Regions from separate parts of the Homo sapiens genome. Here regions 1 and 2 are each linked to region 3. Evidence: chromatin contacts called from ENCODE Hi-C or POLR2A ChIA-PET data. All regions are on one chromosome and are shown on one strand. Each heading gives the region's core, a stretch centred on a gene start or an enhancer-like site at or near the end of the contact. The rest is flanking DNA. Distances are from core to core; before and after follow the strand shown. Region 1 has its middle 16 kb from the start of LINC00868. Region 2 overlaps RNF157 (ring finger protein 157). Region 3 holds the start of SNHG16 (small nucleolar RNA host gene 16).

Region 1 (3,811 bases), core at 1,097-3,596, 280 kb before region 3:
GAGTGTGTGTCTGCATTAAGTAGATTAAGTGGGAGGGACTGCTCCAAGCCTCAGCTATAATTAGAGAAATTAAAGTCCCGGCTGGAAAGAGCAGGAGCTCTCCTGCCTTATCATTAATGGGGAGTGTGCTGGTGCTCCGGGGAAGTTTGGGTTTGCGGCTGCTGGGACCTGTAATAAGGGGAGGAAGTGAGCTGACTCCAGCCAAGGTGCTTGGTGCATGGCTCAGAATAGACCTGGGTATGCATGAGACCATCCTAAGGTCTCTGGGAGCCCAGCCTGCAAGCCTCCAGGTTCCCCCAGCCAAAGCCCACCCCAAGTGATCCCCCCACCCTCTACCAGAGGAGCACTGGCCGGTCCAGCTCCGACTGGTCAGGGCACTCGGCCCCTCTCCCCACGAACAGCGCAATTTGCTGCCTGAGCTACAAGAGGTGTTTGTTTGAAACATGAAGGTACTGAAGGACTGATCCAGGTGCCCTGGACCCACTGGGTACAAGGGGAAACTAGTCCCTTCCGGAGGACGCTGCTGGAGGGGGTGGGGTCAGGTCCAGTAAGGAGCAGAGTGGAACCCCCTTGCGTGGCTGCATCAGAGGCCACCCAGGGGCCACAGCATGGGCAGTCACAACTCCAGCGTGGGGGTAGTGATGACTTCCCTTGCTCAGGAATTCCAGCTTTTGTCTTCCTTCTACCCTTCACCCAAAAGACCGGAACCGGGGGAGAAAAAAAGGGAGTGTCCTGGGGCAAAGGGAGACACAGCCCTCCACAGACATGGGTGGGTGGGGGGAACAAAAGGAGAGAGAGAGGGGGAGAGACTGAGAGGCAGAGAGAGAGAGAGAAAGGGAGGGAGAGGCAAAGAGAGAGGGAGAGACAGAGAGGTGGGGTGGGGGGAGGGAGAGACAGAGAGGCAGAGAAAGAGGGAGAGAGAGACAGAGAGGGAGAAAGAGAGGGAGAGATAGAGAGGGATAGAGAGGCAGAGAGAGAGAGGGAGAGAGAGGGAGAGACAGAGATGCAGAGAGAGAGGGAGGGAGAGGCAAAGAGGGAGAGACAGAGAGGCAGAGAGAGGTGGGGGGAGGGAGAGAGAGGCAGAGAGAGAGAGGAAAAGAGAGAGGGAGAAAGAGGGAGAGACAGAGAGGCGGAGAGAGAGAGAGAGGAAAGAGAGGCAGAGAGAGATAGAGACAGAGAGGGAGAGAGAGACAGGGAGAGGGACAGAGAGAGAGAGGGAGGGACAGAGAGAGAGAGGGAGGGACAGAGAGGCAGAGAAAGAGAGGCAGAGAGAGAGAGAGAGAAGCAGAGAGTGGGAGAGACAGAGAGGCAGAGAGAGAGTCGGGGGAGAAACAGAGGGAGAGAGGAGAAAAGAGACAGAAATAGAGAGAGACAGAGAGGGAACAAGAGGGCGGGGAGAGGAGAGAAAGAGACTGACTGAGGGAACAGAGGGAGTCAGGGAGAGAAAGAGGGAGAAAAGGAGAGAGAGGAAGAGACAGGTGGGGAGAGAGGGAGGTAGAAAAGAAGAGAGGGAGGAAGGGACAGAGAGCTTGGCTCAGGGAGGCCAACAAGACTGTTTTACCAGGAACACAGTGATGAGAACAGAGCTCTGGTCTGGAGGGGCTGATGCTCCCTGTGGAAGTCCAGCTCTGGTCTGGAGGGGCTGCGTGCTCTCTACAAGGAAGACGACGTGCTGTGCTAGTGAGTGTTGGGACAAGACCTCTTTGAGGAGGTAACACTGAATTCAGACTGGAGTGAGGAGGAGACACAAAGGTGCCAGGGAGGTAGTTCCAAGCAGCAAATGCAGGAGCCCTGGGAGGGGTCAGCACTGGGCAACTAGAAGGGGAAGGAGGAGATGGGGTGGGAGGGCTGGGCAGGCCAGACCACAGAGCAGCTGGGATGGATTCTGGTTGCAGTTAGGGGTGCAGGGAGCGAGGTGCTGGGATTTGTGCTGTAGCCGGGTCACTCTGGCTGCTGGGCTGGGGGACACGGGACAGGAGTGGGGAGGCAGAGAGCTGGGAGGGCCAGCCTGATCCGGAGTGGGCTGAGGCAGTGGGGGTGGAGGGAAGTGTAGGTTGGGATATGTCTGGAGGGACGAGCCCAGGTGACTGGCTCAGGGCAGGAGAAAGAAGGAAACAAATGCAACTCCTGAATCTGGAGGCTGAGCAGTGGCAGGTGCCGTTCTCTGCGATGGGGAAGGTGGGATCAGAGAATTTTCACGTGCTCAATCCATGTGCCTATGAGGCACCCAGGAGAGGTGTCAAGAAGAGATGGATCTCATGGGGGCTCAGGGGAGGTGTCAGCGCAGGGAACAGAAATGCAGAAGACAGCGGCAGATGCTCTACAAAGGCACGGCACAGGTATTAACAGCCTCCTAGGAGGCGCTGTCCAACACCGCAGCCAGCAGCCAGCAGCCACTGTGGCTATTTACATTTAAATTCATTAAAATGAAACTAAAAGGAAACCTCAGGCCGGATGCAGTGGCTCAAGCCTGTAATCCCAGCACTTTGAGAGGCCGAGGTGGGTGGATCATCTGAGGTCAGGAGTTAGAGACCAGCCTGGCCAACATGGTGAAACTGTCTCTACTAAAAATACAAAAATTAGCTGGACATGGTGGCATGCACCTGTAATCCCAGCTACTCAGGAGGCTGGGGCAGGGGAGAATTGCTTGAACCCAGGAGGCAGAGGTAGCAGTGAGCCGAGATCATACCACTACACTACAGCCTGGGTGACAGAGGGAGACACTCCATCTCAAAAAAAAAAAAAAGAAAGGAAAAAAAAGGAAACCGGTTTCTCAGTCACACTGACCACCTTGCACGTGGCTCATGGCTACTGTGTTGCACAGCACAGAGAGAACATCTCCAACATGGCAGAAAAATCTGTTGGGGCCGGGCATGGTGGCTCACGCCTATAATCCCAACACGTTGGGAGGCGGAGGCAGGCAGATCACTTCAGCCCAAGAGTTTGAGACCAGCCTGGGCAACATACTGAGACCCCCATCTCTACAAAAAATAAAAAATTAGCCCAACACAGTGGTGCATGCTTGCAGTCCCAGCTGCTCAGGAGGTTGAGGCATCAGTGAGCAGTAACTGTGCCACCGCACTCCAGCCTGGATGACAGAGCAAGACCCTGTCTCAAAAACAAAAAAAAAAGCACCTCTGTTGGACCATGCTAAGATAGAAAAGACAGCCAAGAGCTGAGCCAGGCACAGGCCAGCATTGAGTGCTCAGAAACGACACCTGAAAAATGTGCTGTCTGGGGGGCCTGGAGCTGAGAGGTGACGTCGCTCATCAGAGACCTTGTCAAAGGCCAGTTCAGTGAAGAGCGGAGAGGACTGAAGTGAGCGGAGGGGAGGAAGTGTAGACCATGAGAGGAAAGAAATAAGCATCAGGCCGGGCGCTGTGGCTCATGCCTGTAATCCCAGCACTTTGGGAGGCTAAGGCAGGCAGATCAAGAGGTCAGGAGTTCGAGACCAGCCTGGCCAACATGCGAAACCCCGTCTCTAGTAAAAATACAAAAATTATCCAGGTGCAGTGGCGCGTACCTGTAGTCCCAGCCCCTCGGCGCAGGAAAATCACTTGAACCCAGGAGGTGGAGGTTGCAGTAAGCCGAGATGGTGCCACTGCAGTCCAGTCTGGGCAACAGAGCAAGACTCTGTCTCGAAGGGAAAAAAAAAAAAAAAGAAGCATCAGCTCAAGGGTGGTCACCTAGGACGTGTCATCATCACAGGAGGAAGGACTGGAGTCTTCAGGCCTCTATGCCATTGACTGTTCACGGCCTGGCTGACCCCTTTCTCAGGATGTCCTACAACAGCCGGAGCCCAGAGGACAGA
Region 2 (3,715 bases), core at 578-3,077, 380 kb after region 3:
CTGGAGTACAGTGGCACTATCTTGGCTCACTGAAACCTCTGCCTCCCAGGTTCAAGTGATTATCTTGCCTCAGCCTCCCAAGTAGCTAGGATTACAGGCGCGTGCCGCTGTGCCTGGCTAATTTTTTGTGTTTTTAGTAGAGACGGGGTTTCACCATGCTGGCCAGGCTGGTCTCAAACTCCTGGCCTCAACCAACCCGCCCACCTCAGCTTCCCAAAGTGCTGGGATTACAGGTGTGAGCCACCGCTCCCAGCCTGTACTTTGCTATTTTAATTATAAATTGTCTAAAATGGTTTCCTGTCTTTGGAAGCATATTTTTGGTATTTTGGGTTTTTTGTTTTTACTTAAGTAAAAAAATTAATATAAAATAAATTACATAAATACATAATTTATAATTAAACAAATGAAGAAATAATTGAATAATTGAATGATAAAGGACAGCTCTTCCTTACAGTAGAATCCCAGCTAATAAATGTAGAAAGCTATAATTATTCTATATCCATAAATGTTTTTTAATGTGGAAGAAATGATAGAAATTAGCCAGCTGTGATGACTTGCTTGTAGTCCCAGCTACTCGGGAAGCTGAGGCAGGAGGATCACTTGAGCCCAGTAGTTCAAGGCTGTAGTGCACTATGGTCACAGTGAATAGCCACTGCATTCCAGCATGGAAACATAGCAAGACCCTACCTCTAAAAAACAAAACAAAAAAAAACTTTATGTGAATTTATTTTGGTATATAATTAAATATTATTAGCTGCAGAAGACCAGCATTTTTTCTTTCAGTGGGGTCTCTAACCTACCTGCATCAGAATTGGTTGGAATGTTTATTAAAATACAGATTCCTAGTTCCTACCCCAAACTAGCTGAATCAGAATTCTAGTGACAGGGCCCTGGGATCTGCAGTTTTCAAAAATATTCCCACGTGAGGCCGGGCGTGGTGGCTCACACCTGGAATCCCAGCACTTTGGGAGGCTGAGGCGGGCGGATCGCCTGAGGTCAGGAGTTCGAGACCAGCCTGACCAACATGGAGAAACCCTATCTCTACTAAAAATACAAAAAAATTAGCCAGGCATGGTGGCAGACGCCTGTAATCCCAGCTACTCGGGAAGCAAGGCTGAGGCAGGAGAATCGCTTGAACCCGGGAGGCGGAGGTTGCAGTGAGCCAAGATCGTGCCATTGCACTCCAGCCAGGGCAACAAGAGCGAAAAGTAACCAACAGAAGTATACAATATCAATACTTTCTTTACCTGAGAATTGATGGTAATAATATAGTTTTCATATTATTATGATATATAGGATATATATATCCTATATATCCTATATATCATATATAGGATATATAGGATATATATCTCTCTCATATATATATCTCTCATATATATATATATATATATATATATATGAGACGAGGCCTGAATCTAATAGCAAATGAAAACAAAGTATATACTTTAAAAAAAGATTTATGTTGAAGTTAACTTTATTTTTATGGATGGGATGAATGGATTATTGTGTTTTTTTGTAGACTACTGGGAATTGCCTAATAATTTACACACAGAGTAAGATGTCCTTTCACATGTACTGTGACCATATTTTTTTACAGCAAAAATAGTACAACCGTAGGAGTAGTGTAATATTTGAAATCAGAATGGTAAAAAAAAAAATCTAGGACATGTGATTGATACACACACACACACACACACACACACACACAGACTAAATGCGTGTGTGCCCATGTGTATGTGAATGCACGTGCACCCTTCTGGCCTGCATTTGGGCATGGTCTGGCAATTTCATCTTTCGTCACCAGGTGGCGCTTTGCCGATGTGATGTGCTGGTAAAAGGAAGCTGATGAGCACCAGGGTCAAAAGCCAAAGAGGAGTTGCTCACGTAACACACAGAGCCTTCGTCAGCAAACGCCTGAGGTCCACCAAAAGAGGTCTTCTGGCTGAGCCCAACTCTACTTCCATTCTGGGTTTGAGATGTTTGGGATTTAAGTTATTCTCAGATTCAGGCTTACTTCAGGACAGACACAGCAGCCCAGTCCCAGGAGGATGTTGTATCCAAGCATGCAGGGCACCAGATGCAAGCTTGACGCCCCTTTACAGATGGAACTAAGAGAGGTTTGCTTGACTCTTCACTGTGTCCCTCAGGCCTAGTTCAGTACTCAGGATATAGTGAGAGTGCTGAATGAATGGGTAAATGTCTTTGTTTTTTGAAAATTATTTATTTATTTATTCTTTTTTTTTTTTTTTTTTGAGACAGAGTCTCACTCGGTCACCCAGGCTGGAGTGCAGTGGTGTGATCTCAGCTCACTGCAACCTCTGCCTCCTGGGTTCAAGTGATTCTCCTGCCTCAGCCTTCTGAGTAACTGGGAGTACAGGCACACGCCACCACACCCAGCTGATTTTTGTATTTTTAGTAGAGATGAGGTTTCACCATGTTGGCCAGCCTGGTCTCAAACTCTGGACCTCAGGTGATCTGCCTGTCTCGGCTTCCCAAAGTGCTGGGATTAGATGTGAGCCACCGCACCCGACCATTTTTTGAAAACAATTTAGTGAAGAAGTCGCCATATTTTAGAACTATCTGGCAGTAACACATCTTTGAGCATCTTGGGTGGAAGGTAAACGCTGACTGACGTATCCATTGTGGCTGTGGCTGCTGGCAGTGTTCTCTGACATCACCCTGCCCTCAGTGTACATTTGTATCTTCTGCAGGTACTGTTAGATCTTATAGACAAAGATTTTGTCATACTGTGCTCCAAGAAAGCTCTTCTCTAAGAAGACCTTAGATACTCCTGTTAAAGATAGAAAGGAGTGTGGTGCGTGGTATGATTTTGTACATACTGCCATCTAAGCATAGGGCGCCATTGGAGATTTTTGGCTAGCTTCCAGAACCTTCACAGAATTCAGTACTGTTTGCCATGATGGTATAACTTTCAGACTCCCCGAACTCTGCTCAGGTCCCTGGAACACTCCTAGGATTAGAAGAGCCTGTAGACTTGCCCTACAGTAGAAGCAGTGCAATAGAGTATGGCTTTTGGAGTCAGATGTACCTGGGTTCAAATTGTGGTTCTGCTGCTCATTAGCTCTGGGACCCTGGATGATTACGTGAATCTTTTGAGTCTCGGTTTCTTTATCTGTAGAATGTCAGTTTGTTTAACTGACATTCTTCATTTTTCAGTCGGCTACTGTATTTCTCCGGCATGTTGGACTGTCCTCCAGCATACACACGGAACTTACAGGCTGGTGAGAGGGGCAGGCATGTTGTTCCTTTCGAGAATGTGAAATAAGAGCATACCTAAACTAGAGCTGGATGGCGGTGATGGCCGCACGATAATGCGAATGTGAATGTTACTTAATGCCGCTGAACTGTATACTTGAATATGATTGAGATAGTAAATTTCATGTTATGTGTATTTTACCAAGATAAAAATAAAAAGACCAGGTGTGGTGGCTTACACCTCTAATCCCCGCACTTTGGGAAGCTGAGGCGAGAAGATCACTTGAACTCAAGAGTTTGAGACCAGCCTGGGCAACATAGTAAAACCCCATCTCTACGAAAATTTAAAAATAAAGATAAAAAATATGTAAAGTAAAATGGGGGACAAAAAGAATCTATCTAAAGTACCTAGCATAATGCCTGGCACATAGTAGATACTCAGTTAAATATTTCCTTACATTCTCTTTTTTCATGATTTGCCAAGCTGTAATTGCAG
Region 3 (4,003 bases), core at 19-2,518:
TTTCATCATGAAGATCCTTACACTTAACACCTTAAGGTGATGAGTTTTCACATGACTGTTTTCAAGGCCACAGCCACCACCTTTAATCTAAAAGAGAAGGATAACAGGCTTCATTCTAACAGAAACCACCTTAAGGTTTATTCTCCAGATTTGTATTAAACAGCTGAGCCTCAGCAAGTCAGACCTCCTCACAAAAGATACCATTTCAGACAGGGATAACTTTAAATCATCCTCAGCTCAGCCAATAACAAAGATTCCTAAATCCTAGCGATCCAAAATTCATTTGCCATGTCTCTTTCATCCCTGCATGCCCTAACGAGGATCCACGCTGGTTACAATGACACCTAGTGGCCCCAAATCACACGGGCAAAGACGCTACTCATTTTTATCATTAAAATAATTAGCATTCTGAATTTTGAGTAATTTCTTACCATAGCTGGCTTGTATGTCAACACGTATTCTCATACTTGAACTTCAGAATAAAGCAGGAGGTGAATGTATGTGATGGCACCAACTGTGCTTTCTCATTTCTAGTGACCACTCAGGCCCTGCCTGCACCCACTCTTACTCATGTTAAGGGCTCCATCTATTACTCTGATCCTTCAACCTGGAGCTCTGCTTTTCACCGTCTCTGCAGATGCCAAACAAAGAAAGGCCTCTGGGGGAGGAAAAAAGGCTCGTTGTTAAAACTACGGCTTTCCAGAAGTTTACAATCCTATTGACTCCTATCTGTAAAGCTAAATATGAACTACCGATTGGGGCCGTCCTCAAGACACTCCAAGCGGAATCACGTCTTCACACGTTAACACTCCTGATGCTGAATTAAGAACCACCATCGTCAGAGTCTGCCCGTGCGCGGGCACCGAAGACCCCTGGGCATGACGCTCAGCACACGCGCGGCGGAGGCGCACGGGGCTGCCCAGGTTGTTAGGCGCTCTCCCCCGCAGAAGCCGGCCCTATGACGCCGAGGACGGGCTTGAGCTCTCTCCCTTCACATAGTAACATTTTCTCAACGTTTGGAAAGCATTTTCTCATCCAGTACTTTTAACCCTCCTAACCACCCTATGAGGGAGAAACCGAGATTATCGTCACCACTTCGTCTCTGAGGAAGGGAAGCCAAGTATGTTAGTGTCGTGTCAAGGAAGACCCCGTTTTCCCACCCAGGCAGCCTTACCATCATCACTAAAGGCCTGAGACTGCTCGCCGTGCTCAACACCGACTGGAGTGGCCATGTCTTCCAGCCACGCGGCCGACCTCGAAAAGAACGCGAGACCGCCCCTGCGCGCAAGTCTTCTCGGCAATCTCTCCGGAACTCTCGCGATGTTGAGAAAGGGCTGGTGGGAAATGTAGTTCAAAACTACGGCGGCTGGGGGCTGGCCGCGTCCTCAGCGCGACCCTGGAGCTGGGGGTAAGATGGTGGCCGCCACCAGGGGCAGTGGAGGGTCCGGAGTGGGAAACCAGGCCTGTGAAGAACCACGGCTGTCAGAAAACGAAGCTGGAGGTTCACTTCTGCCAGAAAGTCATTGAGCTTCAACACAGTTTGTCCCTGGTCGAGACTGGGGAAGCACAGAAAGTTCGAGGGGGCAGGGACAGATGAGGAAACCGGGGCTTGGCCGAGTATCTTTGTTAATTGCTCTGCGGATTTTATTTGGGGGAGGATAGGGGCATTTGGGGTGGTTCGCTGGGTTAGTGAAGAGGAGAGATTCCGAGGGAATCGTTCAACCTCCTGCTCAGGTGTTTTTAAGTTTGGGGCGAGGCCGGTGAAGCCGAGGCGCGGGCGGCAAGGAGCGCTGGAGAGCGACGGGGCTCGGCCTCCGCGGCTGCCCAGGGGCCCGGGGCATTCCGAGAAGAGAAAAAAAGGCAAGTGTCACGAGCTGAATTACGAAAAGAACGGAGAATGATGTAACACCCACTGCTCTTCTGAGTGTTATTTTTCAGGCAAACACCTTGGCTTCATTTTTTTTTGTTTCTGGGTTTTTTTGGTTTGTTTTTGAGATAAGGTTTCACCCTGGCACGCAGGCTGGAGTGCAGTGGTGCAATCATAACTTATTGTAGCCTGGACCTCCCGGGCTCAAGTGATCCTCCCGCCTCAGCCTCCTGAGTGGCCGGGACGACAGGCGAGCGCCACCACGCCCAGCTGATTATTTTTATTTTGCAGAGATGAGGTCTCACTATGTTGCCCGGGTTGGTCTCAAACTCCTGGCCTCAAGCAGTCCTCCTGTTTTGGCCTCCCAAAGTGCTGGGATTACAAAGGTGAGCCACTGCGCCCGGTCTGGCTTCGTTTTTGAAATAAAAATAAGGCAAAAACGACATCAACAATCAGGGCCAGAATTTGCACCTATTTGAAAGCTAGTTTAAGTTTGCAAGACCGAGAGCCTTTTCTCCATTCCAGTCTCCCTGTTCTCATCCACCCATTAACAGTGATCTCTGTGGCCTTCGGTGTGGGTTATATTGTCCTGCAGATGGTAATATGTTGCAGATACTTATCTTCAAATTACCACATTTGCTTATGTTTACCTCCTTTCATTTGATTGTAAGCTCTTCAAGAGCAGAAGTCTCTTTTTATTATTATTATTATTTTTTTTTTTTTTTTTTTTTGAGATGGACTTTTGCTCTTGTTGCCCAGGCTGGAATGCAATGGCACGATCTCGGCTCACGGCAACCTCCGCCTCCCAAGCTCAAGTGATTCTCCTGCCTCAGCCTCCTGAGTAGCTGGGATTACAGGCATGCGCCACCACGCCCAGCTAATTTTGTATTTTTAGTAGAGATGGGGTTTCTCCATGTTAGGCTGTTCTCAAACTCCTGACCTCAGGTGATCCACCCGTCTCAGCCTCCCAAAGTGCTGGGATTACAGGCGTGAGCCACCACGCCCAGCCTCTTTTTATTTTTATTTTTTTCTTTTTAATTTCTTAACAGTGCAGGGTTTGGTATTTACCTGCTATGCTCACAGTAAGTCTTCAGCAAATAATCATTAATTCATTCAGCAGTAATTCTGGCCATTAGGTTTCTCTACCTTACCCTTGAAGACACGTTATTTTGTGTAATACTGAAAGGAAGAATGTGTTCTATCCCTGCAAACATAGTTCCTTTCATTTGAGACTTACAGTGGGAATTCTAAGTGTGGAATTTCCCAAAAGCTGCTAGCGGGCTGGTGACCTACTGTAGACAAGATAGTAATGATAGCTAATACTTCATAGCACTTACCAGGTGCCATTCCCTATACTGGTTTCTGTACATGTATGAACTCGTTTAATCCTCACAATGCGATGAAGTACTACTGTCAGAGGCATTGGAACCAGAAAACTCCATCTTGAATAGGAGCTGGGTGAAACGAGGCTGAAACCTACTGGGCTGCATTCCCGGACGGTTAAGGCATTCTAAGTCACAGGATGAGACAGGAGGTCGGCACAAGATACAGGCCATAAAGACCTTGCTGATAAAACAGTTTGCAGTAAATAAGCCCACCAAAACCAAAACCAAGATGGCGATGAGAGTGACCTCTGGTCGTCCTCACTGCTACACTCCCACCAGCGCCATGACAGTTTACAAATGCCATGGCAACATCAGGAAGTTACCCTATGTGGTCTAAAAATGGGAGGCGTAAATAATCCACCCCTTGTTTAGGATATAATCAAGAAATAACCATAAAAATGGGCAACCAGCAGCCCTCAGGGCTGCTCTGTGGAGTAGCCTTTTTTTTTTTTTTTTTTTTGAGACAGAGTCTCGCTCTGTCACCCAGGCTGCAGTGGTGCTGCTGTCTCGGCTCACTGCAGCCTCCACCTCCTGGGTTCAAGCAATTCTCCTGCTTCAGCCTCCCGAGTAGCTGGATTACAGGCGCACGCCACCACGCCCGGCTAATTTTTGTATTTTTAGTAGCAACAGGGTTTCACCATGTTGGCCAGGCTGGTCTCGAACTCCTGACCTCAAGTGATCTGCCTGCCTCAGCCTCCCAAAGTGCTAGGATTATAGGCTTGAGCCACCATGCCTGGCCAAGTAGCCATTC

The links. Hi-C counts contacts between places; a loop is a spot of excess contacts on that map. ChIA-PET counts read pairs that join two places held with the same protein, here RNA polymerase II (POLR2A). Pooled maps may share reads with other maps.
Region 1: a pooled map shows a loop between it and region 3 (19-fold over the local background). The contact joins the enhancer-like site here to the promoter of SNHG16 in region 3. A Hi-C loop is called at or near these places in 4 of 50 pooled maps. POLR2A ChIA-PET finds 5 or more read pairs at or near these places in 2 of 52 experiments (H1 and activated T-cell).
Region 2: a loop to region 3 is called in a map of gastrocnemius medialis, with 36 times the contacts of the local background. The contact joins the enhancer-like site here to the promoter of SNHG16 in region 3. A Hi-C loop is called at or near these places in 1 of 168 maps with a recorded cell type or tissue (gastrocnemius medialis) and 1 of 50 pooled maps. POLR2A ChIA-PET finds 5 or more read pairs at or near these places in 2 of 52 experiments (activated CD4-positive, alpha-beta T cell and activated naive CD4-positive, alpha-beta T cell).

Annotation. Positions count from the first base shown.
Region 1 is chr17:76,838,460-76,842,270 of GRCh38, reverse strand. No RefSeq gene overlaps it. Among named protein-coding and RNA genes, the nearest start is that of LINC00868, 16 kb to the left of the region's middle. RefSeq lists enhancers at 464-980, 2,235-2,284, 2,395-2,454, 2,705-2,754, 3,395-3,811 and a silencer at 2,468-2,663. Within about 2 kb of position 2,346, at least 2 of the 41 ENCODE cell types and tissues checked have a DNase peak (open chromatin) inside an H3K27ac peak, as active enhancers do.
Region 2 is chr17:76,180,448-76,184,162 of GRCh38, reverse strand. The region is part of intron 2 of RNF157 (ring finger protein 157); the gene reads left to right. Among named protein-coding and RNA genes, the nearest start is that of FOXJ1, 41 kb to the right of the region's middle. Within about 2 kb of position 1,827, at least 2 of the 41 ENCODE cell types and tissues checked have a DNase peak (open chromatin) inside an H3K27ac peak, as active enhancers do.
Region 3 is chr17:76,555,029-76,559,031 of GRCh38, reverse strand. SNHG16 (small nucleolar RNA host gene 16) reads right to left here and starts at 1,268. Exons shown (of 3, transcript NR_038111.1): 1 at 1,175-1,268. It overlaps SNORD1C (small nucleolar RNA, C/D box 1C), which reads right to left and starts at 242; the gene lies at 163-242. RefSeq lists enhancers at 46-847, 1,188-1,447, 848-1,648, 2,138-2,237.